Linked DNA regions of Homo sapiens: regions 1, 2, 3, 4, 6 and 7 are each linked to region 5. Evidence: chromatin contacts called from ENCODE Hi-C or POLR2A ChIA-PET data. All regions are on one chromosome and are shown on one strand. Each heading gives the region's core, a stretch centred on a gene start or an enhancer-like site at or near the end of the contact. The rest is flanking DNA. Distances are from core to core; before and after follow the strand shown.

Region 1 (3,894 bases), core at 1,354-3,853, 5.4 Mb before region 5:
CTATAAATTACAAAAATGAGGACTCCTTTTTTCTCTGAAAACCAAGAAAGCGGTTACTCTGTCACAATCCAAAAAAAAAGGAAATTAATCAATCATCAGTATTTGTCCTGAAATTTTCCGCAGAGGTCTCTGGTGTGATTAAAAACGTGGGGGAAGGTCAGGCGCGGTGGCTCGCGCCTATAATCCCAGCACTTTGGGAGGCCGACACGGGAGGATTACCTGAGGTCAGACCAGCCTGGTCAACTAAAAATACAAAAATTAGCCGGGCGTGGTGGTGCGCGTCTGTAATCTCAGCTACTCGGAAGGCTGAGGCACCAGAATCGCTTGAACCCCGGAAGCAGAGGTTGCACCACTGTATTCCAGCCTGGGAGACAGAACAAGACTCTGTCTCAAACAAAACAAAACAAAACAAAACAAAACGTGGGGAAGAGGCCGGGTGCCATGGTTCACGCCTGTAATTCCAGCACTTTGGGAGGCTGAGGTGGGTGAATCACTTGAGGTCAGGAGTTTGAGACCAGCCTGGTGAAACCCTCTTCTACTAAAAATATAAAAATTAGCTGGGTGTGGTGGCACATGTCTGTAATCCCAGCTACTGGAGAGGCTGCGACAGAAGAATCGCTTGAAGCTGGGAGGCAGAGGTTGCAGTGAGCTGAGCTCACACCACTGCACTCCAGCCTGGGCAACAGAGCGAGACTCCGCCTCAAAACAAAAACAAAAACCGTGGAGAAAATGCTAAACTCGATTTCTTCTGAACCTATGCTAAGATGTCAAGGTACTGTGATTCTTCTAAAAGAATTTTAAAGGTTGTTATGTTTGGTGTCCTAAAAGTGTACATGGATTTTATATTATAACCTACATCAAGAAACTCATTCAGGCCAGGCGCCTTGGCTCATGCCTGTAATCTCAGCACTTTGGGAGGCCAAGAATTCCAGACTAGCCTGGGCAATATGGCGAAACCCCGTCTCTACAAAAAATACAAAAATTAGCCAGGCATGGTGGCTCTCCCTTCAGTCCCAACTACTCGAGAGGCTGGGGCAGGAGGATGCCTTAAGCCCAAGGAGGTAGAGGCTGCAGTGAGCTGTGATTGCACCACTCCACTCCACTCCAGCCTGGGAACAGAGTGAGACTCTCAAAGAAAAAAAAAAAAAAGCCTTATTCACAGATAATTTTTTTTAAAAATGGAAACTAAAATAGAATTTAAAACCCAAGCTGCTCAGTTTCTTGGAAGATGGATTTTTCCTACTTGGTAATATACTTTGTATATCTCGACTATTATTGTGCATGCAAGCACCTCTAAGAAGTACTTGTATCTGCAATGAATTCTTAAACCTCAGGGAGCCAAATAAAAAGACAAGGCCCGAGGAATTCTTTCAAAAATTAAAGTAACATTTCATATTTGCTTATTCTAACAGACAAAGAATAAAGAAGGAATCCGCTAAGTTGCAAGCTGAGGTGCAGACAAGTGCTGGTTCACAGTGACATCCTAGAAGGAATGCTCTGGATAAGAGCTTCAAGCTTCTGTGGTTTTCTGAGGAAAGTGAACGGAATCTAGACGTGTCCTATAGCTCAAAAAATCAGCGCTATGGACCACAGCGCCTAACAGAGTAAAATAATACACTGTGCAGTTTGGCCACTAACAGCAAGAGTGGGAAGGGGCGAAGAGGAACCTTGATTGCCCGACACCAGGGCCACCTGAAAAGTCATCTTGACACTTCAGTCTTTCCATTTTGAGATCGGAAGCTTTAAGGACCATTAAATCGCTGCCGCTGCCACACCAGGCCCGACGGAGCAGAAAGGCTGCGCTCACCTGCGGAAGCGACCGGGTGCACACCTGCCGGGTGGCGAGGCCCGCACCGTCACACCCCGCCCCGGCTTACCTGCCCTTCGGTGATTTTTAGCGTCAACTTCCATCCCTTCCCACCCATCTGGATCCAACCAAGCGCAAGGGCGGGGGAGGGAGAAGCTAGTGTCGCGAGGAAAAGCATCCCCGCAACCCACCGCAGGCTTTCTCTCCTTCCTCCCCATTCCACACAAGAGGCAGCCACACCGCCTCTCCTAACCCTCGTCTCCAATGCAAGGCCTGAAATACTTAGAAAAAATAATAACTGTTTTTAAGGAAAAGTAACATCCCCGCTCCCTTCCGCCCCTCACCTTCACGAAAGCAATCGGGGTTGTGGTACCTTCGATATCTAACAGGATCACGGTGACTTCGGCGGGGACCGAAAGCACGACCATTTCCCTACCGGATGCTACGGGACTCGGCCTGCTGTTGGGGAGGGCGGAGGGCGGCGCCGGCTGCGGCTGCGGCCCCCGGTACCGTCTTGGGCTTCCGGCGGCCCCGCGCGATCTCGGAGCCAGCGACCAAGTGCAGCCCGCCGCGCGTGGGGAGAGGACACTTCTGCACACCTGGAACTGGAAAAGGCGGCCGCCCAGGAGCCCTGAACTCGTGAGCAGGACGGGGCAGGAGCCCGAGACCACGTGGGCAGGAAAAGGGGCGGCCCTTGACGGGTTCGGCGGGGCGGGGAGGGTGAAGGCGCCAGCGCCGATTGGCCGCCGTCAGGCCTCGAACTGGATCCGTCAAAATGGGCCTCGCGTGGGCGGGAACAAAGAAGCGAACGCGGGAGCAGGGTGCGCGAGAGCGCGCCCTCCGCAGACAGGTTGAGCGAGCGGGAGAGGCCCGGGGCACGTGCAGAAAGGAGCCCCGCGAGTGGCGCGCCGGGGATGTGAGTGCCCCTTGCCCTCTACTGAATCCAGCCCCCTCCCCGCCCACCGCCTCCGCCTTTGCATAGATACAGTCATCTGGCCAGCCCCCGCCCCTCCTCCCGGCGTCAGCCCGCCAGAGGCCGCGCGGGGCCCGGGCTTCGGCCGATCAGCCCGGGAGGCCCCGCCGCGCCCCCTTGGCCCGCGCGCCCGTGGTCACAGTGGAAGAGGCGCCCGCGCTGCGCTGCCCGGAGGAGCCGTCGCGCGCCCGCTTCCTGTTCGGCTGGTTCCTGCCAGCTCGAGGACAAAACACGCGTGCGCGCGGCGGGCGAGCGCGCTCGCCGCCTCAGTCGCCAGCGCCGGGCGCAGTCCGCCTTTTTCCGGAGCAGACTGGCCGCGGTGCTAGTCGGTAGCAGCGGCCGCCGCAGCGGCTCCGCACTGGCGAACCGAGGGCAGAAAAAGGCGGGGTTGACGGCTTTTTGGTAGGAGTGGGCTGGACCGGACGCCAGAGACAAAGGCTCCCAAGGCAAGAGGGACTGTGGCCCTGCGTCGGCTCTGCTCGGGACTGCTGACCCCAGGAATTTACGCCCCTTCGTTTTTCTCTTCTGATTCTTCTCTTCTCCCAAGCCCGCGTCCCCTCACGCGTGGCCTCTCTCCTTGCCGGGAGGGCCGCGATGGAGGTCCCGCCCAGGCTTTCCCATGTGCCGCCGCCATTGTTCCCCTCCGCTCCCGCTACTTTAGCCTCCCGCAGCCTCTCCCATTGGCGGCCGCGGCCGCCGCGGCAGCTAGCCCCGCTCCTCCCTTCGCTCGCTCCCAGCTCCGCCCGGCAGGGGGCGCGCCGGGCCCAGCGCCACGTCACCGCCCAGCAGCCCTCCCGATTGGCGGGCGGGGCGGCTATAAAGGGAGGGCGCAGGCGGCGCCCGGATCTCTTCCGCCGCCATTTTAAATCCAGCTCCATACAACGCTCCGCCGCCGCTGCTGCCGCGACCCGGACTGCGCGCCAGCACCCCCCTGCCGACAGCTCCGTCACTATGGAGGATATGAACGAGTACAGCAATATAGAGGAATTCGCAGAGGGATCCAAGATCAACGCGAGCAAGAATCAGCAGGATGACGGGTACCGCACGCTTCTTCCCCCGCTCCCCCTCCCCCAGCGCGCCGCACGCGCCCTTCGTTCCTCGTGAGCCGCGCGCT
Region 2 (4,086 bases), core at 670-3,169, 5.3 Mb before region 5:
GTTTTTGAGACAGGGTCTCACTCTGCCTTTCTCACTGCAGCCTCCACCTTCCAGGTTCAAGTGATCCTCCCACTTCAGCCTCAGGAGTAGCTGGAACAACAGGAACCACCATGCCAGGTTAATTTTCTGACTTTTTGTAGAGGCAAGGTCTCACTCCGTTGCCCAGGCTGATGGCCAACTCCTTGAGGCAAGCAATCCTCCCGACTTGGCCTCTCAAAGTGCTGGATTACAGGCGTGAGCCACCACGCCTGCCAGAAGTTAAGTGAGTTCCAAGAAGAATATTGTGTGGATGCAGGAGCACATCCTGGATGTAGAGATCTTGGCCATAATATCAAGGACTATCAGTGATATGGACATCATACATCCTCATAAAGCATGTAAAGGTGTTAGCTTTAAAATCATTCCTAGGTTGTCTGGAACTTTTGACATAAATTCTAAGAATTCCAGAAGCTCCTAAGCTACATGTGAAATCAAAATGAACCTTTTGGAAAAGTCACTATTACCAAAAGGTGGGTATGTCTAATGATATCTTAAGATCAAAATAAATGACAATTACCGTCACTTGAGCCAGAAAAGATTAAACAGACTTCCCTTCAGTCAATCATCTTAGTTGTATCTAACCCGGAATATATGGTTTGAGCACCATATCCACTTTATCCTTTGCTAATATTCTGGCAGGTGGAGACAAATGTGGAGTCACTACCACTTTACGGTAAACATTCTTGGTATTACCTTTATGTGACTTGATTATTACGGGAGTTTGGTAAGATTATATTTTTAGGACGTTTTCAGAATTTGACCTGTATTCTTGAGTTTTAATTATTCTGTAATGTAAATTCTACTAACTTGATTAATAAAACTTACTTATAATCTTCCTTTGAGATTTTTGGATAGTGTCCAATTAATACAAATTCGTTTAACTGCAGTGGAAAATACCTAAACTTTTTTTTTTTTTTTTTTTTTGAGACGGAGTCTCGCTCTGTCGCCCAGGCTGGAGTGCAAGTGGCATGATCTCGACTCCCTGCAATCTCCACCTCCCGGGTTCAAGCGATTCTCCTGCCTCAGCCTCCTGAGTACCTGAGATTACAGGTACCGGCCACCACGCCCGGCTAATTTTTGTATTTTTAGTAGACACGGGGGTTTCACCATGTTGGTCAGGCTTGTCTCGAACTCCTGACCTCGTGATCCGCCCGCCTCGGCCTCCCAAAGTGCTGGGATTACAGGCGTGAGCCACCGCGCCCGGCCCAAATACTTAAACTCTTAAGATTTTTGCTGGAGTCTGCAAACTCGTCTTTGTTTCCCCCGTGCCCGAACACTTTAATTAAACAGGCAAATAATTATTTGTTGACTACAGAAGTACCTAGAAGCTTCATTTTCTTCTAAGGATACTGCTGGAAGCAGCAAATCCCAAAGCCCGAATAATCCAGTCTCCAGCCGAGGCAGCGGGAATTTTTAATAGGTGTATAAAATTACTTTTTATACACCTTAATGAAACGCCTAACGGTGTTACAAGAAAAGAAAAAAAAAAACCACGCACACACAACAAAAAAGCCAAACCCGAACACAAACTCATAAACCTCGTAAAGATGACTCACGACATTTATATATTCTATGTACAAAGGCTAAAGAACATTAAGCGAACCCTTGATTTAACACACTTTCCAATTATTAGTAACGTAAAGGAATCACGGTACGTTTTAGGATCTTTAAACAACAAAAGCAAAGCAAAAACAATGTTTTCCTTAAGATATGCAAGTTACCTGCTTCTTCGACCAAAAACAAAAAAATTCCAGGAGAAAAGCAGGCAAACAAAAATCTTACTTGGAAAGCCAAATCTTAAAAAGAAGCCCTATCGGCCCAGCGGCGATAGACGAAAACCTCAATGTCACCCGGTCCCGGGCGGCGACGGCAGGGAGAGTAGCTGCGGCAATCAGTGCGCGCGCGGTCCGCTGCGGCGCCTGGCGCTCCGCGGGCGTCCGGGTGGACAGCGCCAGGGGCACAGGGCTGACATCTCAGGGCTAATTCCCTCCTCCAGTGCGTAAATCCAGGCTTAAGCCGCCGCAGGGTGTGAGCCTCCCCTCCCCCACCCGAACGCCGCAGCTGCACGGGGCACGACAGCCTTCGCAGAGGTGCAGCCACACCCCGGCCTAACGCTGCTGCTCCCGCCGCTACTGGAGTGGTGGGGAGGGGTGAGTGGACTCCAGGAATCCTCGGAAGGGCGGGGGCGGAGGCAGGGGGCCCCTCTAGCCGCTACTTCGAAACAGCACTCCTTGTTCTCGATGGTCCCCGCGCGACTGTCTTAGCTCACGACACTTCCGGTTCCTTTTAAAGGCCCCCAAGGCTGTGCAACGCGGAGCGTGAGAGGAAGGTATAAAGGGTAGCGAGAGGGCGGGACCGAGGAGGAAAGGGAAAAAAAAAAAACTAGGGGGATAGGGGTGGGGGGACGCGCGAAGGGCGCGCTCTCGCGTCACGTGACCGGGACGCGCCGTTCTTCCGTCGGCCATTTTAGGTGGTCCGCGGCGGCGCCATTAAAGCGAGGAGGAGGCGAGAGCGGCCGCCGCTGGTGCTTATTCTTTTTTAGTGCAGCGGGAGAGAGCGGGAGTGTGCGCCGCGCGAGAGTGGGAGGCGAAGGGGGCAGGCCAGGGAGAGGCGCAGGAGCCTTTGCAGCCACGCGCGCGCCTTCCCTGTCTTGTGTGCTTCGCGAGGTAGAGCGGGCGCGCGGCAGCGGCGGGGATTACTTTGCTGCTAGTTTCGGTTCGCGGCAGCGGCGGGTGTAGTCTCGGCGGCAGCGGCGGAGACACTAGCACTATGTCGGAGGAGCAGTTCGGCGGGGACGGGGCGGCGGCAGCGGCAACGGCGGCGGTAGGCGGCTCGGCGGGCGAGCAGGAGGGAGCCATGGTGGCGGCGACACAGGGGGCAGCGGCGGCGGCGGGAAGCGGAGCCGGGACCGGGGGCGGAACCGCGTCTGGAGGCACCGAAGGGGGCAGCGCCGAGTCGGAGGGGGCGAAGATTGACGCCAGTAAGAACGAGGAGGATGAAGGGTGAGTAAGGGGCATCCCAGGATAGTCAGGCCCAACTAGTCCCCCTCCCCCTCTTTATTCCCCCGCCATTAGGCCTGGTTCCCGCTCTCAGCCCGTTCTCCGGGCCCCCATGCAGCCTCCTTGCACTGGTCTCCCTTTTTCTATGTTGGGTTCCCCGGACCTTCATTTCCTTCTTCCTTTGCCTGCTTATCGCCCCCCTCCCCCATCACACACGTTTCCACCTTTAGCCGTCACCATGCTGCTCCTCGGCCCGCCCTCCTTTCCTCCCTCGCCATGGGTCTCCTCCCACCGACTTAGCCGCCAGGATTTTTTCCCGCCTGTCGTGGGGTACCTTTTTTCTTTCCATGCTGTCCCCTCTTTTTCCCTTTTTCTACAGTCTTGGGCATAAAAACACAGACACAAACAGCTTCTCTGTTTGTATTACTAAGGTTTATTTGGTGCTTCTCCACCATCCTGAAACGATGCGATTGTTTATAAGCACATGTTTTGGGGAACGCGTAGGCTGTCCACCTCTGCCTCTCCCTTGTCGGCCTTAGGCCGACTGTTTTCTTGGGATTTTGAATAAGTTTCGCCTAAGGATTTACTCATTTTCTCCACCATACGCTATCGCACAATGGCATACTCATACAGGCCCTACATTTTGACATGCAGACCAAATTGGGTCTGGTGAAATGCTCCGAGTTTCTTGTTGGTACATTGGTTTTGCTCCGCGGGCTCTGGTTAAGTTCTTAGTCGATCGGGCCTGCACTTGACTGGAGCTGTTCCTATCTCCGGCCTAGCATCTACCCTTCCCCCACCCCACTGAGTTATTCTAACCGCGCACCCTTTTCGCGCCCTCAGCTATTGGGTTCCCCAACTGTTAGTACAGATTGTACCTTACTTTTTATGTGCAACCTAATTTTTTACAACCCCCAGCCCCCTTTTTTTCCCGGTGCCCAGGATCCTATTTTGGTGTCTTGATATCTGTTTCCCGCCCACTAAGGGAGGCCTGTAGTCCTCTTAAGAGAAACAAATCCTGTATTGTGCTATGGGATACTTTTTTTTT
Region 3 (4,091 bases), core at 1,409-3,908, 6.4 Mb before region 5:
ATCTATCAGAAGCAAAACCCTAAAATATAGTGAAGTAAAACCAGATCTCACCTGTACATTCTTATAATCTACATGCTTTCCACACAAGATACATTTCTTAAGAGGTTCTTTATAAGGATTTTCCATTGAAATGGGCTAGGGAAAAAAACGAAAAGTCTGATAATAGGATGTGTTAATTCTGAATTTTAAAAGGTTACTATTCTACATTCAAATCCATTCAAAGGATTAGTTATACCTTTCTTACTGTGTACATATTTTGTATAAGCACTTTATTTTGTTTTAGTTTAGCCTACGGATTAACGCATGGGAAGATTCTGGAATAAAGTACAATCTTCATAGAATAAAATTTTATGGCAGAACAAAAATGATGTCTGATAAGAAAGTGTTCCAATGCTTTGCTCAGATTGTAGATAATGAAAAAATTTTTAGATTTAAGGAAACTTACAACACAATAGATAACATATGCCATTCTTAAATGAGTACAATCCCTAATTTATCCATCCCCATGTCTCTATCAAGTATTTTATCACTATTTTTATACACAGATAATGGCCCATGACTTACTGTAATAAAAGGTTCTTTGACTTTATCACCCCAGGCTACTATATAAGTTTGTATCAGTCTTTTTGGCTTTTCTGTTACCACCACTGCCTCTAATGCTTTTGTCACAGTGCCTCCTTCCTACAGTCAGTATGGCTGTCTCCAGGATAGAGGTTCTTAATCTAGAAATGGCTTTGAAGCCCATGACTCCCTGTAATCGTATGCAAAACTTCAAATGAATGGGACTGTGTGCCTTTTTCTGTGGAGAGGGTCCATAACTTTGATTAGAGACAAAGTGGGATTTATGAACTAAAAAAGAAATAATGTCCCTTTACTTTCTTAAAGTATGGTGCATGGATTAGATTACCAAGACAGATGCTCAGAGAAACTAGACAAGTTCTTTTGTTTTTTCCAATTCCTCAAACTTTCCAATTTACATTCAGCTCACGTAACTACTCTTCAGCTCTGTGCCAAGTGCTTTGTATGGTCTAATTAGTGTCAAAATACCTTTGCATGTAGCAAGAACCTGTGCTTTCAGAAAGTCCATGTTAATACTATAGCCAACCTATAGCTAAGCTTTGTACAGTCTCTTTTCAGTTATCTAAAATTCTGCTCACCCAAACTACCTTTTAAAATTCCCATATCATTTGCTTACAAAGGGCTATGTAAAAAAAAAAAAAACAATTCCCAAATCACATATCCTTAAATTTAAGATCTAGGAAGAAAAATATGGTATTATAGCAGCTTTGCTTCTAATCTAGGAATTCCCCTACTTCAAAACTCAGCTGACTACATGACTACAATCAATTCATCATCATTTCTGAACTCAGAGTAATTATCAAATTGTTTTGTCCTACGGCAGAACTCTATTCAAGTAGCTAAAATAAAAGATGTTAGAGTCTAATACCAGATCTCGTTTTAAAAAGAAAAACATTTTGGTCATATTTGCAAAGGCCTTACTAATAGAAAAAAAAATTCTTACCAGGTCCTCATTGCTGGATACCTGTTGTGAACAACCTCTTCTCCAAAGCACTGCGATTAAACAGAAACAGCAATTAACCATTTCTTTTTCTTAGCTGAATAGCTAAAGATTTTTGTTTTTATGGAGACAGGATGAATTAAGGGACACGATATTAAAGAAAGGTTTTGTATTATATTCAGAATGGTTAAAAACTTTTATATTTGGGACAGAGTAAGACTCAACATGGGTGTGCTTTCCAGGGCTTAGGGGGAAAAGAACATATTTTCCCGCCCATACCTGCTCTTTCTGACATTTATTTTCCCTTCATTCCATGGTTAGAGAAAATTCTTAATGCAAATTCTTATAGGAGAAGCAACAGAAAGGCACTGTCATACCAAAAAGAAAGTAACAGACCCGTCCCAGAAAGAATTTATAGAGAAGCACAGAGAAGATAAAATTGCAAAAATTATGCAATTTTGTTCTGTTTGGGGACCTTAGACATCTGGAATTTGCTGCTGGGCGACTCTGGAAATGTCCCTTCCTCACTAAGATTATCCAGAGATCTTAGGAAAGTCTCTGCTTTTTAAGAACCACTCCAACTTCCTCATACGTTTAAATACTTTAAAGGAGTGGATTAGACGACACTAAAACAGTCAAAGGCAATTACAGATTCCCACCCATCTTGGAGAAACTTAATCGCCTAGAAACCAGAGTCGTTTTGCTAACAGGGACGACTCTAACCATTAGGACTAAGGTTAATGCCTGCAGCGCTACAATGGAGCATAGGATATGGAGACTTTACCCGTGTGAGTCCCGGGATGTGTAAGGCTGACAGCAGCCGTTACCAAGTGTGTCAACTTCTTCCTCCCTAGACCACCGCAAACAGCAACCACAGCGGCCATGGTTCCGCGTTTCTTCCACTTCCTTTCGTTCCAAATCGTTCCGAAAGGCCCCTTCCGCTGCTCTTCCCCTGTGGGCTCGAGTACCCCGTTCAAAGGTTCCGCAGGAGAACGCTGAGGACCCGCGAGAGTAGGTGAGGTTTTTCAATACGCATGCGCAGCACCTTTCTGTTCGTGCCCTCCCTACGCGGCAGGTCACGTGAGGCTTATGATTGGACAGGGTAGAAGTTTATGCGTGCTTCCGGTCCGCGAGCCCTGAGAGCTAACTTGGGGTCTTTTCCCAAGGTGGATGTAGAAGCGGGCTCCGGCGTCCCACTCTCCCTTCCATATGGGCTTAGCGTCTGGGTCACTGAGAACGACGTCTGAATAGGGCCCTGGGTCCTTGCCATGGATGAATGTGGTTCCCGCATCCGCCGGCGGGTGTCTCTCCCCAAAAGGAACCGTCCAAGCTTGGGGTGTATTTTTGGCGCTCCCACCGCGGCCGAGCTCGTGCCCGGAGATGAGGGGAAAGAGGAGGAGGAAATGGTGGCTGAGAACAGGAGGCGGAAAACCGCGGGCGTACTGCCGGTTGAGGTACAGCCCCTTCTACTCTCAGATTCCCCGGAATGTCTCGTCCTTGGAGGTGGTGATACAAACCCGGACCTCCTACGTCACATGCCCACTGACAGAGGGGTGGGAGACCAGGTACGGAGGACTTGGAACTTGAAACTGCAAACTTTTGGCATCCTTCCCAGATGCAAAGAGTTGACCAGTTTTATCGCCTTCGTTTACTTCTCTCGTCTTCGTTACCACTGTTAATCGGCACTTAGGAGGTATTGATTGCCTTGTTATTTACATTTCTATATAAATATGAAATGTAAACCCCGAGACATAAAAGTTGTGCACGCAGCAGTTAAGTGGCATGACTGAGACACAAATCTAGGCTTCCAGATAACTGCAGCTCCTACTGTACAAATAAAATCTGCTGTTTATTGAAGACCCGTTATGTTAAGCTAGTTATATTATCTAGATTTTACGACAGTAATCAGGCCCTGAAAAGTTGAGATAGTACAGTTCTTGCTCCAAATCCTGTTGTCTTAATCACTTTACTATATTGCTGCCTCCAGGTTTGTGTGTCTTCTGTGTAGCAGACCACTCCAAGTCAGTATTCAGTTTCTCAGTCTCAATTCCAAATTCCTAGGAACTCCTTGGAGTGTCTAGTGGTACAACCATGTTTCTGTTAGAGGCCAGTCACTGTAGATTGTAGTCTGGGAGGGAAGCGCTGCAGTTATCAGAAACTTCGAATGCGCTGACATTTCAGTAGACGTCTACCAGTCTTCCTGCTGTTTTAGTACAGCTTTAAGAATTACAATCTGGCCGTGTGCAGTGGCTCATGCCTATAATCCCAGTGCTTTAGGAGGCAGAGATGGGAGGATCACTTAAGCCCAGAAGTTCGCGTTCAAAACCAGCCTAGGCAACAGAGACCCAGTCTCTACAAAAAAAAAAAAAAATTTTTTTTTCTTAATTAGCCGGGTGTGGTGGCCTGCACCTGTAGTCCTAGCTACTTGGGAGGCTGAGGCAGGAGGATCGCTTGAGCCCAGGATGTCAAGACTGCAGTGAGCTGTGATCGTGCAGTGGCTGGAGCCACTGTGCTCCAGCCTGGGTGACAGAGCCAGACCCTGTCTCAAAAATTAGAATCTCAGTATCATCGT
Region 4 (3,851 bases), core at 895-3,394, 6.4 Mb before region 5:
TCATTATATAACCCGTTTATTTATTCCTTTACTCTCATCTACTATTTCTCCTTATCTCCACTCATACCCAAGCTTTTTTGGCTTCCGAAGGAGTATTTGGTTCAGCTACTGTGCTGCTCTGGGTTGCAGGAAGTAAAACTAGTGATGTGGTTCAGGACACACTACTCCAAAATATAGCACCTGAGCATTTGAGAAAATAGCAGAGCAAAGAGGTCATTTGCACCTTCCCCTCACTCCTTTTGCCCTGAAGCAGGCCATAAACCATAGAAAGAATACTCTGGCCATCTCCCTTGAGGCAGGCCATAAAACCCGGTGTCCTTCCCTGAAGTAGGTCATAAGACCATCATTTGAGAGGTACCCTCCCTTTACATAGAGAAAAGGAATATCCTTACCTCTGAAGACACCAGGACACAGAGAAGAACCTGAACAAACAGCCCATTCTAAGTTCCCCCAGTTTGTTACCATTACATCATACTCCCTTTGTGTAATCATACTCCTGCACGACTGTCCACTCTTTATCAACCCTACGACAATTGTCTTCCACCCCTTCATTGAAATTTCATTATCTACTGACTGTGGAAAGAAGACTGAAAGTCAAACATCAAATCTAGAGCCCAGAGGAACTTTGTACTAAGTTATTGACTGCTGTTTGGGCTCATCCAACTTCCACAAAGAATTCTTTGCAAGCAATCCCTCAAGCTCATCCAAAGAATCAATTGTGATCCTCAAAATTACTTACATTCCTCCATCTCCCTCTCCCTTATGAAAAAGTGTACATAAGCATCTGAACCTCATTGGATTATTGGGTAATCACTCTACTGTGATTTTCTCCAGGGCACATTAATAAATTTGTATGCCAGTCGGGAGCGCCTGTAATCCCAGCACTTTGGGAGGCCGAAGGGGGCAGATCACCCGAGGTCAGGAGTTCGAAACCAGCCTGGCCAACATGGTGAAACCTTGTCTCTAATAAAAATACAAAAAAAATAAATAAATAAGCCGGGCTTGGTGGCACGTGCCTGTAATCCCAGCTACTCAGGAGGCTGAGGCAGAAGAATCGCTTGAACCCGGGAAGTGGAGGCTGCAGTGAGCTGAGATGGTGCCACTGCACTCTGGCCTGGGTGACCAAGCGAGACTCAGTCTCAAAAAAATAAAAAATAAAATAAATTCGTATCCCTTTTCCTTCTGTTCATCTTTTCTTTTGTTAGTTCACTCCAGTGAACCTTCAGAGGGCAGAGCTTTCCCTTCACCCCTACAAAATGAAGGCAAGAAACTTAATTCTAGGGAATAAATATATAATCATTAATTATATACATATGTATTGTGTGTTACGCAGCCACAGACAACTGCTTGACAACAAAACCCACAAATGTGCCACACTAATTCAGTAGTCTGCTATTATGCTTACTTTCAGTCATTTAAGAAACATACCTTTACGTGTGTGTGTGTGTGTGTGTGTGTGTAAAATACATTTGCCAAGCCCTGGTCCACTCACCTTACCATTTACATTAAATGAACCAGCTTACTATGATTATGCCTATCATTAAACTGTCAGAACATTAAATATCCATGTATTGTTTAAATTAGGCTGAAGTTTTCTAAAAGCAAGGGAACACACACATGCACACACACAAACACACAGACACAGAACATGGCTAGAGAGTTCTAGCAAAGACAATCCCCAAATGGTTATTAGTATTCTGTAAGTTTCAGTGAGTGAAGGGTGCTAAAATGCAGCTTGAAAACCAAAACCGTGGCATATCCACTGTGGCATCGTAATGTTGCTACTCAACTCTTTTATTCTTGTAATCATTGCTTGTCTTAAAATGACCCTGTCAACCGTGTTCATTTTGATAGCTTTGCATGTTTGTGACAGGTCGCTCAGCAGGCGCAGGCCACCAAAAGCAATTCGCAGCCCTCTGCAGTGGTACCGACATGCAGCGGCCTTCCGGGAGAGGCCGGCAGCAGAAGCGAAGGAGGAGCCGAGCGCGCGGCTGGGGACCCGCCCGCGCCCGCCCTCAGCCCCCTCGCCCCGCCCCTCTGCGGAGCGCGCAGCAGCCCGTGCGCCGGCGCAGGCCCCGCCTCCTCGCTGGGCCCCGCCTCGCTGCCACCACAGGGTCTTGCCTCCGCGCGCCCCGCCCTCGTCCTCTTGTGTAGCCTGAGGCGGCGGTAGCATGGAGGGGGAGAGTACGTCGGCGGTGCTCTCGGGCTTTGTGCTCGGCGCACTCGCTTTCCAGCACCTCAACACGGACTCGGACACGGTGAGCCGAGGGACGGGGCGGGGTCCGGCGTCGCCTGGGAAGAGCCCTGCGCGCGGCCTGCCTCCCCGCTGTTGCTCCGGTCCCCGCCCGCTCCCCCGACGCCGCCGCGCCTCCTCCCTGCGGTCGCGGCTCTGCCTTCTCTCCCCCTCAGCGGTCCCTGAGGTGCCTCGTGCCCACGAAGTCTTCTCCAGCATTAGCCCTCCCTCTGCTATCCTCCGTTATTTCCCTTTTCCGACCCAAGTGTCCCACACGCTCCCATCTTTCCTCGGCGCCCCTGTAGCTGTGGAAACTTGGGCGTGAAAAGATGGAAAGTTCACGGAGCGTCTTTCCGCTGCTCTGCGGAGCCTGCGGTAAACTTTCCGTTTCTCGCGACGCCCGACAGGCGTTTGCAAAACCAGGCGGACTTTTTCATGCAGAGCAGCGTCTGTGCGTGTTTGTTGCGATGGTAGGATGGTAAGGGAATAAAAATAGATGTTGCGTCCAGTGGCAAATCTTAGTGGATGGAACAGCTTAATCTGGTATATCAGATATCTTTTTATTTGCGTTATTAAATTTGTTAAAACAGTTTTTAAAAGTACGTTGCCTATTTTCTAAAAGTTCTATGAAATTAAAGAAACGCTGTAAAACGTTGAGCTCGGAAGTAGTTAATGTCCTGTAGCACTTTCAGTAACTTGCAGAAAGAAAGTCTAAGCATCTGAAATACACTTCCCTGCTGTGTGGTACAGTTCGGAGAATACCCTGCTGAACAATGCCTAGTAATTTCTGCTAAGTTCATTTTAAGATATAACGTCTATTTTACTCAAAATTGCCTTAATATAGGTCGGGCGCGGTGGCTCACGCCTGTAATTCCAGCCCTTTGGGAAGCCGAGGCGGGTGAATCACCTGAGCCCACGAGTTCGAGACCATCGGGGACAACGTAGTGAGACCCGGTCTCTACAAAATCTAAACATTACAAAATTGCTCTTTGGCACAATCCTAATAAAGGTTGGAATTGGTATGTTTTATGTATACAATTTCAGATAACCTTACAAAGTAATACCTAATAAAGAACAAATATATGACCATTTAAAATATATGTGTAGCTGTGGAAATTATTTTGGAATACCTGTAGTGTAGATAGAGTGGGACCGTAAATCCTCGGTAGCTTAAACGATTAGCCCTTGGGAAGTACCTGAGTGCTAGGGAGGCCCCTGTTTCTCAGATCTTTTTCCTGAAGTCTTTAAAGGGTGGTTTTTCTGGCTAGTTGCACTTGCATTGCCCCCCTGCTTCCCTTCCCTGAGTTCGTCTTTTGAGTATCAAAATCAAGAACACTAGATTCTGGATATCCCCCCGCGTGATTCCAGTAAAGACTCACATTATGGAAATAATCCTTTTTTACTTTTAGGGGAAAAAAGCATTATTAATTATAAAGAATATAAAATATTTCTGTAATCACAGCACTTTGGGACGCGGAGGCAGGAGGATCATTTGAGCCCAGGAGTTCAAGACCAGCGTGGGCAACATAAGGAGACCTCATGTCTACAAAAAAATTTTAAAAATTAGCCCGGCGTGGTGGCACGTGCCTGTAGACCCAGCTACTTGGAAGGCTGAGGC
Region 5 (4,325 bases), core at 1,826-4,325:
ATCTTCTGCCTTGCAACTGGCAACTGGTATTCAGTAAAAGCCATAAAAACATAATATTGTTGGACCTAGGAATAGCCCCAAAGAGGTTATGAAGATGTTAATTGAATTATTTTTGTTTTTCATTTTTTGGGTAGCAGCTTTATTATAATTCAAACACCATAGAAGTAATACATTTAAAGTGTACAATTCAATGGTTTTTAGTACAGGTTGCATATCCCTGATACAAAAATCTGAAATGCTCCAAAATCCAAAGCTTTTTGAGTGCCAACATGACACTCAGAGGAAATGCTCATTTTGGATTTTCAGACTAGGTTGCTCAACCAGTAAGTATATAATTTAATGCAAACATTTCCAAAACTGAAAAAAAAGTTTAAAATTCAAAATACTTCTGGTCTCAAATATTTTGGATAATACTCAACCTAAATATTCACAGTTGCGCAACCATCAACACAATCAATCTCAGAACATTTTTCTCACCTCAAAAAGAAACCTTCAAAAAATCAGTTGGGCATGGAGGCATGCGCCTGTGGTTCCAGCTACACAGGAGGCTGAGGCAGGAGGATTGCTTGATCCTGGAGGTCAAGGCTACAGTGAGTCATGTTCACACCATTGCACTCCAGCCTGCAGCCTGGGGGACAGAGCAAGGCCCTGTTTCCAAAAAAAAAAAAAAGAAAAAAAGAAAAGAAAAAAAGAAAGAAACCCCCATATCATTTAACTATCATCCCCTAATCCCATGCCTGCCCCTAGCCCTAAGCAACCACTTCCTTACTTTCTGTCTCTATATATTTGCCTATTCTGGACATTCACGTAAGTGGAATCATATAATATGTGGTCTTTTGTGACTGGCTTCTTTCATTTAGCATACTGCTTTCAAAGGTTATGCATGTTATAGCATGTATTAGTATTTTCTTTTTATGGCCCAATAAGATTCCATTGTATAGGTCGGTGTGACGGCTCATGCCTGTAATCCCATCACTTTCAGGCTAAGGAGGGAGAATTGCTAGAGGCCAGGAGTTTGAGACCAGCCTGGACAACATAGGAAGTCTCATGGCACCCCCATCTGCGCCACGGAGCCAGACCCCATCTCTTAAAAATAAAAATTTGATTGTACATAGATGTATCACATTTGATTTATACAGGCGCCAGCTGATGAACATTTAGGTTGTTTCATCTTTGGCTATTATGAATAATGCTAACGTTTGTAAAAAAGTTTTTGCATGGACAAATATTTTCCTTTCTCTTGGGTATATATTTAGGAGTGGAATTTGCATTATTCTTATTGGAGTGAAAATCAGAAGCAATTTCATGGTCTAACAATGGAATTATGTTACACTCTCAATAGTATTATGCAGAAATGCTACAGTCTCAAGAGTAACATGCAGAAAAATGGTGGCTTTTTTGAATGAAGACCATATAATAATAGGCTACATGAAGTGAAAAAAAGAAAAAAAAAGGATACAACCCACTTGAAATCCTCCTAGGGCTTCCCATTCCTTCTTCTGTTCTATGGCATCTGTCCTCTGCTTCCACATCCTGCCTCAGTTGTCTGAGGGCCAGCCACACTAGCTTTCAGAGATTTTTAGAACGTCTCAGCTTCGGAGCCTTTTCACATAACTTCCTCTGCTTGTATCATTCTTTGCCCAGTGGTTTCAAGTCTCATCTTAAATGTCACTTCTTCAGAAAAACCTTCTCTGATATCCCAAACCAGGCGGAAAGGCAAGCGTTTCCACAGCAGCCGGCGATTTTCCATCTTAACGGTTTTAATACCAGAATTGTTTACTTGGTCAAATATTGAGAGCCTTTTATACACAGGGATAGAGGGTGAAACATGCAAGATCCCTGCCGCCTGCGACCTTATATTCTAGGGAGGGGATACATGCACAAGTAAACAAGTAAATGTACTTGGTAATTTTACATAGTGATAATTAGCTCAATGGTTATCCTCTGTTTGGACTGTAAACTCCATGAAGGCAGGAGCTATGTCTGTCTTGGCTACTTCCAGTTTGCTGAGTCTGGCCACTAAATAAACTCAACACATATTTTTTCACTGACAGTTAAAATAACTATATAAAAAACAAATGGAAAAAACAAACGAGACTTCTATAAATGGTTGAGATCTAGCTCTTCCTCTTTCAAAACTCTGTAATACTACATATTTTTAAATAATTAAAACAATCAAAATAGCAAAAAGTTACCGTTTGTACTAACAGAACCCCAAATAAAACCCATTTATGTCACCACACATTCTTTAAGCACCTGGTAATAAAACCTATTCGGAAATACTCAGACGTGTTGGTTGAGTGGATAAAATCCCCTTGCCACATTGCCAAGCAGGTTCCTCGCCGTCAGCAGTATAATTTACAGTGTTTCACTGAGGCCTTAAGCACCCATGATTTGATTCTCCCTAATTTTCCGATTCCTAAAACCCTTTAGAATCTCCCTCCACCCACACAATGTGGCAGTGAGAAAAACCGCAATTCTATTTACATGTCAACGGTAAGAACACGTAATACTTTGCTAGGTCAACAAATCTGCAAGATCTCCACCCAAGAGATCAGTAGCCCCTTCCCAGTGAATCCTTCTAAGAGCCTGGGGACGAGTAGGGCTAGATAAAACCAAGCTGCTGTAAAGCTGGACCACAGGAGCGGATCGTGAAATCCCCTCCCCCAAGCGCAGCGCTCGGCCGCTTCTTTCTTCCCCAGGCGCATGCGCAGCGCACTCTCCGGCCACCGCACGCCCCCTCAGTGGGGGCCCAGAGACGCTGACGTCACCGTGCGGTCTGCAAGCAACCCTTCCGCTCCTTCAAGGAAAATGAGTCCACGGACCTTCGGCTTTTCTTAGCCACGAGAAAACGTCCTCCCTCCTTCCATCCTAGTGCCAACGACTTCCCCAGCCCGTCTCCTTTCGGCCGCACTTCTCTGTACTTTCGTTGGACCGGGAAGGCGGCGGGGAGGAACAGGAAGGGTGAAAGACCAAGTCCGCGTAGTTTACAAGGAGTGGGCGAGTCTAGGAATCGGTCCGCGAGGGCGGAGCCGAGGAAGCCGGCACTTCTTCCTCCCTTCCCCTCTCTTCCCCTCCCTCCCCAGCCTTCCCCGCGAGCGGACGCGGCAGCGCCTCTGTCTCGCTTTTTCTTATTTTTCCCCCCTTTCCCCTTTCTTTTTTTTTTTTTCTTTTCTTTTCTCCCCTCCCCCCCTTTCACCATTTCCCCTCGGAGGCGCTTTCCCCGGGCAGGGGCAGAGCCGGTCTCACCCCCCGCCTCTCCCCGGCCCCCGCCGCCCTATGGCGAGAGGGAGCCCCCTCCCAACCCGGGCTCGAGCGGCGGCGGCCTCAGGCCGGGGGTCATCATGGAACTAATTCGCTGACCGACCCAGCGGCCGCAGCCGTGCGTCCCGCTCGAGCGCCAGCGCCCGCGCCCGCGCCCCCCGATCCGCTTCCCCTTTCTCCCTCCTCAGTTGGCCGAGTCGTCCCGCGCGCACCGCCTCCGCGCGCCTATGAGAATGAGGTGGTAACGGGCCCCCGGATGACCCCGCGTCACCACTGTGAGGCCTACAGCTCTGCCGGGGAGGAGGAGGAGGAGGAAGAGGAGGAGAAGGTGAGGGGCGGGGGCGGGGGCGGGGGCTCGACGCGTCTCCGCGGCCGGCGTCGACGCGCTGGGGCCCCGCTGCTCCCCCCGCGCCGCCCCCGTGGCAGCGCCCTTGGCCGCGCGCTGCTCGCCGGAGACCCACCCTCCCGCATCCCCCAGCCCGGGGAACCTCGGGGCCGCCCTCTTCGTCCTCTCCGGCCCAGACAGACCCGTCACCTGCCCACTTGAAAACGGCACTACTGTGTTCCTTTTCGGGCCAGTTTTTCTGTCAGCGAGTAACTTTTTTTTGTGGCAGCGGCAAATTAGCTACTCTATAGTGCGTGTTGGAGGCTCTACGAGCCCGTGTTAATACACAAAGAAGGGGACACACCCCCACCCTCAGGTTGAACGATTCTCCGGGGACACCAGGAGGATTACTAACTTTGCACGGCAGACTGAATGCCAAATGAATGGGGTGAACCTCCGGTGCTGTGAAATTCGGGGGAGGGCAACGTTACCCAGGGCTTGGGGCGGGTGGGTGGGGGGAATCCGGGGGAGGTGAGATTTGAGTTGTGCTCTAAAGGCTAGATTAAATAACTGGAATTTGAAAGGAGGACAGAGGAGCCTCCGCTGGAGCTAGGGGGCTCCGTTACAGATCCTTTTGGCAGAAGTTGACAATTGGGTATCAAAACAGTGGAAGGTGTTTCGGGAGGTAGGATGGATTCAGACTCTGAAGGGGTTTGAACTAAAATGTTTATGTTTT
Region 6 (4,128 bases), core at 1-2,500, 5.8 Mb before region 5:
AAAGTCTTACGTTTTAGTTTTACAAAATTCTACAAGGCAGGTTTTTATTCCTCTTACAGAAGAAGAAACCAAGACCCAGAGCCAAGTACAGACATCAGTAAATACTCAATTAAAATTGGAATTCATGTCTCCCTAGTTTAAAACTACCTCTATCACAAGAAAAATCCCAAATCAATTATGGTCTCACATACACAATGAGTTGGTTCACACTGCTAACAATTTAGGTGGAGGAATCAGCCCTATTTAAAAAATAGAAAACAAAAAAAAAAAAAAATCAATGAATTTTATACATAGCCTACCATACATACTCTAAACTCCTTAACCTGGCATTTACATTTTTAAAATGGTTTCTCAGGTACTTTTCCACTCCTCTATATTTGCACTTTCTATCCTTTACATTTTCCCATGCCATTCCTAACTACCCTCTTCCTACCCCCCCTTTCCAACCATAAAGTTCTTTTTGATCTTTCCATAAATCTGCTCCTTTTGTCTGTGAGGATCTATTTTACCCACTTTTCTACTTGCTAGTGTACCCTGAATACTGAATGACCTATACCAGTCTGAACCATGGATATGAGTTCAGATAAGACTGATCTGAAATTCTTCCCCACTGTCGAGCCAAATGAAACTTCCCTGCCATGATCAAATCCAGCCAGAATCGGACCGGCCTTGCACAGCTCGGCTAACAGCACTTAAGAACTTGCAATGTCAGGCAGTACAGGAGAAAACTGATCTGTACTCGTGCTCAGGAAGACGCCACACACACACTTCAACCGTTGTCCTAAACTGCCTTCCCTTTCGGCCTCCTCACTTCAAATAATAAGACCATCCAATTAATGGAGGACTCCTTTCGCGTAACTCTCCTTAAAGCGGTAGGCGGTGCGAGAACCGGCTATTCAGAGGTAAACACTGGGCGGGAAGAGAGAGAATCTCAATTCTCACAGTGCCCCAATTCCGCTCCCACGCCCCGACGCTGCGCACGTCACGTCGCGTCACACACGCGGCGCGACCCACAGTGCGGCCCGGCCCCGCCCCACGCCACGCCACGGCCCGCCGGGCCCCGCAGGGAGTTCGAAGGCTTCGAGGCTGCTCCCATACGCACTGGTGGAAGGAGAGGCCGCGCTCCCGGCTGAGCACGGTGTCACGGGTGCTGCAGCCCACTGCGGAGCAACTTCGGGTCATCTTCTTGTTACGTGGGGCCCCACCTTCGGGGTTCCCGCGACAGCATGAATCACGACCACTTTAGCTCCGCCCGTTGACTCTGCGGCTACGACCTTTATTTGTCACGAAAGGCGGGCTTTAGAGGCGCGGGACTTCCACACTTCCTCTCCGAAGGCCCTGCGCCGGTGCCGTAGCCAATGACAGGCCACGTTGTGTCCCAGCAGCCAATCGGAAGGGCCTGAGCCTGAAGACGTGCATTTGACCGCTCCTCCCTCCGCGTTGGAGGCGGAATAGTGGGTTTTGCTGCAACCGGTTTATTTTCCTTCTGTTTTCACCCATTCTGGCACAATCTGGCGCCATCGTCCTTCTTGTGAGGCCAAGCCTGAAAATGCGAAGCAGAGAGGCAGGACCAAAATTGAGGCGAATCCAGGAACCTGCCAATGGGTCTCCGGGTGCGGTCTCTGAAACTGGAGGATATCGGGAGGAAAGGGTATGGAAGAGGGATAAAACACGGTGCCTTAGGTGTGTTGAAGACAGAGTCGGGCCAAAAATATATGATTTACTGAGATGCGTGTCGTGTTCTTGCGCTTTATCTTGTAGCTCTCCGATGCGGAGATAATGGGGAAGCTCTTGGCATGGTTGGCTGTAGGTATGTGATACCGGAGGAGCAGGAGTCAAATAGGATACGCCGACTTTTAATTCAAGGAACCCTTTTCTGAAACACTTTGCCACAATGAAGGAAATAAGGTAAGGTTCTTGGGGCTCCTCAGTAGTAATAGGGGCAGGGGACAAGGGGCAATTAAGTGGTTTTGGTTGGGAATGAGGCATTATGAATAGCTTTCAGGAGATAGAGCTTAGAACAATGTCTTAGTTATAAGCTCTTATGTTTGAGGAAGAGATTTCAATTTGCTTAGAGAAGGAAACGGGCCAGTGGGTTTTTGTCTCTGAGAAGGAGATCCTTAGCATACAGAAAACAGAGAAGGGTTTGCAACTTTTCCGTTTCTTTGTATAGCACACAAAAATAATTCCAAATATCCAGGCCTAACAAGATTGCTTCTTTTTCCCCTTTGTGTTTACTTTGTCCAGATTACAGCCGAAGATACATATTAAGGTATTACTTATTCACACCAGTTTTCCATTATAATATGCTTGTATCTTCTCTGAATGGAATTAATAGCTTTTGGTTATGGTTCCTTAAAAGTCACATGGCCTAAGGATAGATGGTCAAGGAACTTTGGAAAAATTGGTCCCTGGGGGATGTGCAGGGCAAATACTTTTTGGCTGTAAGGTGTGTGCAGAGAGTAAGAACTGGATTTAAATACTGTAAGTTGGTTGGGCTGTTAGAGCCTTTTCCTGCTCAACCAATTAAGACCCGAGTGAGGCTGAATAAAAATAACATTGTTTTTAGCTATCTTTAAGGAAAAAATTAGTTGCCTTATATTTTTGTAACAGTTTTACTCAGATATAATTCTCATACCACACAACTAATTGGTTTAAAGTGTACAATTCAGTGGGTTTTAGTATATGCACAGAATTGTGGAACAGTCACAATCAATATTAGAACATTTTCATCACTCCAGAAAGAAACCTCATTCTTACTAGCAGCACCTCCAAATATTCCCCCACCCCGCTCAGCAAACACTAATTTAGTTTCCGTGTGCCTCTGCCTGCTCTGTACACTTCATGTAAGTGGAATTATGAACTAATATATGGTCTTTGTGACTGGCTTCTTTCACTTGGAATGTTTTCAGAGTTCATCCATCTTATAGCACGTATCAGTACTTTATTTTTTATTGCTGAATCGTACTCCATTTTATGGATGTAGCAGATTTTGTTTATCCGTTCAACAGTTGGTGGACATTTGGGTTTTCCAATTTTTTTTTTTACTATTATGAACATTTGTGTACAAGTTTTTGTGTGGACAAATGTTTTCATTTTCCTGATTACACACCTAAGAGTGGAATTGGTGAGTCATAAGATAACTGTGTTTAGCTTCTTGAGGAAGTGCCAGATTATTTTCCCTAGTGGCTGCACCATTTTACATTCCCACCAGCAGTGGATGAGGCTGCCAGTTTCTCCACATTTTTGTGCATGTGAAGTGGCTGTCTCATCGTGGTGTTTGCCTTTTCTTAAGGACTCAAAAGTTTGCAGATACAGGCATTCACTTGCCATTTTCTTAAGGTAGAGTTGAAAGTACTGCTGCCAGTTCATCATCTGAAATGAGGGCTGTTTTCTTTCCTGTTTAATTGGATTGCAACTATTTGCCTTTCCTAAAGATGAAATAGTGTGCTTCCTACATTATTCTGACAACATTCCTTTAATTGTTAATTTCAGATGAATTTCTGAAAACTGCTTTTATCAGAACAGATTTACTTAAATGAAGGCAATAGCCGCAAGGGGTCACTGCTCTAGATATTTACTTCTGCATAGGAAATAAGTAATCCTTTATAGATGGAATTTTTTTTTCTTAGTTGTATTTTTGTATCTTTACATTTGTTTATAACTTATCTATACTTTTTTTGTTGTTGTGATTATTTTACTGTTGACATGGAAGTTCTCAATCTGATCATTTGGTTATATCATTGCTTCTTCTAGTAACTTCATATCCAGTGATTAAACCTTTTCACTGCTGTTCACATAATGAACCGTTGTGATTATTGAATACTTAAATGAGGATATGTAAGCTGTATTAAAGATAGTGTTATTTGCAAAGGCATTGACTATTGCACAAAAAATTTTAAAAGAAAATATCTCTTTTCAGGAATTGTACTCTCAGAGATGTTGAGAAAAGATACATGGGTCTTGGAAGATAATTACTCAAAATATGCAGGGAAGGTAGTATATCTTTCTATTTTAAATGTATTAAGTATTCCTGGAACTATAGCAGTGAGTTGGAAATGGAGGATTGTCCAAGTAAAAAACATTTATTAAGGCTTTAATGAAATCTACCTATTTTATGGTATATAA
Region 7 (3,982 bases), core at 1,298-3,797, 5.9 Mb before region 5:
TGGCTTTTTAGCGACACTGCAAAACTAGTGCCTAAAAACACAGTGACTTGGCATTTGTGACTACTGATCACCTCCTCACTCAAGCACATCAAACAGCGGGATATCCTGGAAGTCGCACCTACAACCCGGACTTCCTAACAAGGAAAGCTAGACGAAGGGACGGTCTCTCCCAACCGCAGCGCGATGCGGGTCCTCCCCCCATCAGCTTCAGTCCGATGGAACATTCCGTGCGATCGCTTTGACCGGGCGCCACTCGGCGTCACGTGGAACTGGAGCGCCCTGGCGGAGCCCGGCGGAATGACGCGGGCTTGGGTTGCCAAGGGGAGGGACGAGGCGCCGCGGAAGAGGCGGAGCGAAGGAAGCCGGCCGTGGGGCGGGGTGCGGAGCGCAGGGGCGGGCAGAGAGGGGCGCGCGGGCGGGGAGGGCCCAGCGTATTATGGGATGCGGCGGTGGAATGGGGCTGGGCGCGTGATTTTGAACAAACCCTGGTCTGTGTCTCGGAGGCGCCGCCGCCGCCGCTGCTGCTGGGAGCCCAGGGAGCGCCGCGCGACCAGGAGGCGGCGGCGCCGCCGGCTTTGGTGAGTGTCAGCCCCCGGGATGGGGGCTCCTGGGCGGGCTGGCGGGAAGGGGGAACCGGCCCCCGCTGCGAGTGCCTGCGCGGGCGGAGAGCGCTGGACCGCTCCCTCCGGGAGCCCGGGCCGGTGGGCCTTGGCGGGGAGCGGGAACCCGCCAGCGGGGTCCGCCGCGCCCCTTCCCTGAAGCTGGGTTGCGGGGGGCGAAGGATCCTTGGGGCTCGGTCTCTTCCCGTCGGCTCCCGAGAGGGTGGCTGTCACCCGGCAGGGCCAGCGCTCGGCCAGCCGCCTGCCCGGCGGTCTGGAGTAAGGGCTCCTGCGGCTGTTGACACGCACACTGCGCGACCCAACAAGCCACCCGTGGCGGCCCCAGGTTTCTGGGAACCGGTTTTGCTGCTGTGTCATTTTGTGCCAGTCCCTCCTCTCCCTACTGCCCGCCGCCGCGTTCTTCCTATGCCCCTTTGTACAGGCTCTTGTTCGTGCGTGTCCGTTTTCCTCGCGAAGCCCACCAGCCAAATGTCATAATGTTCCCGAGGTGCACGGGGGAAGGGAGCGGGCCGGGACTTAGCTTGGCCAGCAACGGTAAACAACCAAGCAGAGTGCGGATGGACGGGGCCGTCAGTGGGGAAATGAAGTTTAAAGATGAAGTAATTGAGAACACTTTATACTCTCAGCATCTGGTAGTCTGCATATAAAAACAGCAATTGGGGTGGGTGGTGGACAGCCCTTGTTGAAGGCTGAATCTACCGACTTTTATATGGAGTTGCCATTGAAACAAGGTAGGGAAATGAAATGACTTTTTCAACTTCAACTTCAACCTTACTCTTCCTACACTAACTTAGACAGTAGAGTGGCCCTGTTCGCAGCCTTGAAATTCAGTTTGCCCAGAGCTTATGTTGTGGTTGAATGATACAGAATTCAGCTTTTGGATGGTTAACTCTTTCTAAAATTGACAAAGGCAGCCAGTTTCCTTTTTTTTTTTTTTTAATGCTGATCTCTTCAGAAGCCTTGCAGCTTATGTTTTGTTATTTTTTAAATGATTAAGAATTACCTCTGTTCTCTTTTGGTTACTTATTCAACTGACTGATGACAAGAGCTGGTAACTCTTACCTACCTAGTAGGTAGCTCTAGGATCTTGTTCTGAAGCAAGCTGTTTATTTTTACTGTACAGAACAAATATATCAGCAGCAGATGGTTTTTTTTTAATTTGATGACTTAGATCCTAAAAAAACATTTGGCAAATAATTTTAGCTAAGAGTTATATTTTCAATATTTTAGAAATCGATCATTCATGAATGTTTCTACAATTAGTTCAATCATTTCAAATCTAGTTGCGCTTTGACGTCTTAAACCGATGACAGATTGGAAGTCGCAGTGTTCATGGACAGAAATGACCAGATAAATTAAGTTGGAGAGGAAGATAGCTCAGAACTTTATTTTTTTAAATTAGATATTTTGACCACTTCATCTGCATGAGGATTGCTGCCTGTAATTGACAAAGGTGTCAAAGGTCGAACATGCATATGGAAATAGCTCATCCTGTCAAAGTAGTTCTGCGGGTGGGGTAAAATGTCAAAGTTGGTGAATGACATTAAAGGTCTTTCACAGTGTTTTTAGTGCCTGAGATAGCCACAGTGAATGAAACGCATTCCACCATCTCTCTCAAGTTGCTGCTCTGAAAATGAAAGAGTTTGGGTTCTTTATTGTCCTTATGCCACCCTCCGCATGGCTTTTGGTCTTGCAAACAAAAATATGCCGGACTTGGGACCCCGCAGGTGGCGCGACTTCCTTTGGCGTCCCTGCGGGGGCCCGTGCTCCGCCCGGGGGTGAAAGGTCTCGGCGTAGCCCGTGTGCACTTGCACGGCCCTTGTGCGTTTGAAGGTTGGCGGGGCGGCGGGAGGCTTCCCCGGATATGTGGGTGTGCGCCTCCCGGGTGGGGCGGGCGGGGAGGGGAGGAGGAGGAAGGGGGAGGTTACTGGTGGTGGCGGCGGCGGCGGCGGCCCGGGCTCCGGCTGTCGGGGAAGCTGCTGAGCTGTGATGGTGATGACGAGGTGAAAATGGCGGATCTTTCGAAATACAATCCCGGCCCCTGACATACCAGAGGCGGCGGCGACGGCGACGTCGCCACCCCGGCTCCCTTCTCGGTCCCCGGGTACCCTGGAGCGCTCCAGTTTGGACAAACTGGGAAAGGAAGCTGCTGGCCAGAGCTATCGTGCACGGGCAAAACAAGCCCCGCCGGGGCTCGGGATTGCCCAGGACCTTCTGGAGCCCCTACCTCGGAGCCCGAGGGAGGAGAAAGCGGCAGCCGCTGGAGGTAGAGGAGGATGGGGTACCCGAGGGCTTCTCTGTCCGGAGATCTCTTTATTTGGGGGGATGGGGGTGGGTGGGGAAAGAATTGCGCGGTGGATCAAGGAATGACTTGTCCGGAGTGCGAAGAATCAGTAGCCTCGTCATGACATCAACATTATTCTTTGAGTGTTAAGAGGGCTCCAGTTTGCTCTTATACCTAAGGCTGCTGCTGAGGCCTAGAGGAACCGCTAGCACTTATCATGATTTCCTGATATAATGTTTAAAACAGCCACTCTGGCGGGTGTTGCTTTGATGGTGTTCAGCAGTTCTTGGGGTTGTACGTTTCTTTAGGGAGGCAGAGCATTGGCATTTTATCTGCATTTAAGATCTGTGTCTTAGATCCTAGTCTGTAACTTGTTGGGTTGTGGATGTTCACATTTTATAGAATAGGGACCAGTTTTGTAAGAATTAGAAAAAAAATTTTTAATGCTCTGTTATCCTTAGAGTAACTAACCTCTTTGCCCCTGCCATTTGGCATATAACAATTGAGATACTCTCAGTTATATTTTATACTCATGCTTTTCAGGGAAGTTCTTCTCTATACTCACCCTCCTGCCCCCGCCAACCTAGTTCATGAATTCAGAGAGTAAAGTTATGAAAAATTTTGCTGTAGATTTTATAATGCAAATGAAATACAGCTCTAGGAGCTCTCTTTTGGTCCTGAGTTTTACCTTCATTGTTAAGAAGGAGAGTTGCGATGGGGTGATGCAAGCATTTGTTGTGAGTACATTAAGTTGGGAAAAATAAATTGAGACCTCTGTTATTTCTAAATCACTAAATGCTGGAGTGATTAGCCTAGCCCTTTGTTTAGAGAGCTGGATTGATTGACTATAACAGCCACTGTTTTATTAGGTTATCTGAAGACCCATGTTAAGTTTTAGGTTATGCTGAAAGATCCGTAAGGAGTCTGTCTCCTTGCACACAACACTAGTGTTACAGAAAAGTTACATGTGAATCAAATTTTTAGGCTGGGCAAAAAAATTTTTATACATTAATTTGGACCCTATGCTTTTCCCCCAGCTTTTTTGGGTCAATGACATTGAGTGTATAATGAACAGAAG

What was found. A loop is a pair of places that touch in the nucleus more often than their neighbours do. ChIA-PET counts read pairs that join two places held with the same protein, here RNA polymerase II (POLR2A). Pooled maps may share reads with other maps.
Region 1: a loop to region 5 is called in a map of CD8-positive, alpha-beta T cell, with 7 times the contacts of the local background. The contact joins the promoter of HNRNPDL here to the promoter of CCNI in region 5. A Hi-C loop is called at or near these places in 3 of 168 maps with a recorded cell type or tissue (CD8-positive, alpha-beta T cell and naive thymus-derived CD4-positive, alpha-beta T cell), 1 of 37 single-sample maps with no recorded cell type and 12 of 50 pooled maps. POLR2A ChIA-PET finds 5 or more read pairs at or near these places in 1 of 52 experiments (IMR-90).
Region 2: a map of naive thymus-derived CD4-positive, alpha-beta T cell shows a loop between it and region 5 (5-fold over the local background). The contact joins the promoter of HNRNPD-DT here to the promoter of CCNI in region 5. A Hi-C loop is called at or near these places in 1 of 168 maps with a recorded cell type or tissue (naive thymus-derived CD4-positive, alpha-beta T cell), 4 of 37 single-sample maps with no recorded cell type and 12 of 50 pooled maps. POLR2A ChIA-PET finds 5 or more read pairs at or near these places in 2 of 52 experiments (CD4-positive, alpha-beta T cell and T-cell).
Region 3: a pooled map shows a loop between it and region 5 (11-fold over the local background). The contact joins the promoter of HELQ here to the promoter of CCNI in region 5. A Hi-C loop is called at or near these places in 8 of 50 pooled maps.
Region 4: a loop to region 5 is called in a map of CD8-positive, alpha-beta T cell, with 8 times the contacts of the local background. The contact joins the promoter of ABRAXAS1 here to the promoter of CCNI in region 5. A Hi-C loop is called at or near these places in 3 of 168 maps with a recorded cell type or tissue (CD8-positive, alpha-beta T cell and naive thymus-derived CD4-positive, alpha-beta T cell) and 5 of 50 pooled maps.
Region 6: a map of transverse colon shows a loop between it and region 5 (12-fold over the local background). The contact joins the promoter of THAP9 here to the promoter of CCNI in region 5. A Hi-C loop is called at or near these places in 5 of 168 maps with a recorded cell type or tissue (B cell, CD8-positive, alpha-beta T cell, naive thymus-derived CD4-positive, alpha-beta T cell and 1 more) and 15 of 50 pooled maps.
Region 7: a map of CD4-positive, alpha-beta memory T cell shows a loop between it and region 5 (37-fold over the local background). The contact joins the promoter of LIN54 here to the promoter of CCNI in region 5. A Hi-C loop is called at or near these places in 2 of 168 maps with a recorded cell type or tissue (CD4-positive, alpha-beta memory T cell and naive thymus-derived CD4-positive, alpha-beta T cell) and 8 of 50 pooled maps. POLR2A ChIA-PET finds 5 or more read pairs at or near these places in 1 of 52 experiments (WTC11).

The regions. Positions count from the first base shown.
Region 1 is chr4:82,429,171-82,433,064 of GRCh38, reverse strand. HNRNPDL (heterogeneous nuclear ribonucleoprotein D like) reads left to right here and starts at 2,603. Exons shown (of 8, transcript NM_031372.4): 1 at 2,603-3,817. The coding sequence starts at 3,375. ENOPH1 (enolase-phosphatase 1) reads right to left here and starts at 2,475. Exons shown (of 6, transcript NM_021204.5): 1 at 2,152-2,475. The coding sequence starts at 2,235. RefSeq lists enhancers at 1,885-1,984, 2,348-3,143, 3,295-3,384, 3,705-3,764, 3,144-3,894 and silencers at 2,225-2,544, 2,665-3,064, 3,435-3,674.
Region 2 is chr4:82,372,401-82,376,486 of GRCh38, reverse strand. HNRNPD-DT (HNRNPD divergent transcript) reads right to left here and starts at 1,919. Exons shown (of 2, transcript NR_183813.1): 1 at 1,822-1,919. HNRNPD (heterogeneous nuclear ribonucleoprotein D) reads left to right here and starts at 2,496. Exons shown (of 9, transcript NM_031370.3): 1 at 2,496-3,041. The coding sequence starts at 2,809. RefSeq lists enhancers at 2,368-2,537, 3,898-3,947 and a silencer at 2,898-2,997.
Region 3 is chr4:83,454,390-83,458,480 of GRCh38, reverse strand. HELQ (helicase, POLQ like) reads left to right here and starts at 2,658. Exons shown (of 18, transcript NM_133636.5): 1 at 2,658-3,084. The coding sequence starts at 2,788. It overlaps MRPS18C (mitochondrial ribosomal protein S18C), which reads right to left and starts at 2,423. Exons shown (of 6, transcript NM_016067.4): 1 at 2,304-2,423; 2 at 1,523-1,572; 3 at 52-135. The coding sequence starts at 2,403. RefSeq lists enhancers at 2,371-2,665, 2,652-2,761, 3,102-3,151, 2,580-3,410.
Region 4 is chr4:83,483,393-83,487,243 of GRCh38, reverse strand. It overlaps ABRAXAS1 (abraxas 1, BRCA1 A complex subunit), which reads left to right and starts at 2,144. Exons shown (of 9, transcript NM_139076.3): 1 at 2,144-2,258. The coding sequence starts at 2,172. RefSeq lists a silencer at 1,929-2,418.
Region 5 is chr4:77,074,739-77,079,063 of GRCh38, reverse strand. CCNI (cyclin I) reads left to right here and starts at 3,075. Exons shown (of 7, transcript NM_006835.3): 1 at 3,075-3,592. RefSeq lists enhancers at 1,909-2,879, 2,778-3,007 and silencers at 3,188-3,537, 3,598-3,747.
Region 6 is chr4:82,897,857-82,901,984 of GRCh38, reverse strand. It overlaps THAP9 (THAP domain containing 9), which reads right to left and starts at 1,250. Exons shown (of 5, transcript NM_024672.6): 1 at 1,103-1,250. The coding sequence starts at 1,182. It overlaps THAP9-AS1 (THAP9 antisense RNA 1), which reads left to right and starts at 1,069. Exons shown (of 4, transcript NR_034077.1): 1 at 1,069-1,651; 2 at 1,762-1,908. It overlaps SNORD144 (small nucleolar RNA, C/D box 144), which reads left to right and starts at 3,760; the gene lies at 3,760-3,845. It also overlaps a transcript of SEC31A not described here. RefSeq lists a silencer at 891-1,240 and enhancers at 766-1,285, 1,551-1,670, 1,286-1,805.
Region 7 is chr4:83,009,388-83,013,369 of GRCh38, reverse strand. It overlaps LIN54 (lin-54 DREAM MuvB core complex component), which reads left to right and starts at 2,547. Exons shown (of 13, transcript NM_194282.4): 1 at 2,547-2,886. RefSeq lists enhancers at 104-233, 1-726, 2,608-2,707 and silencers at 404-733, 2,458-2,537.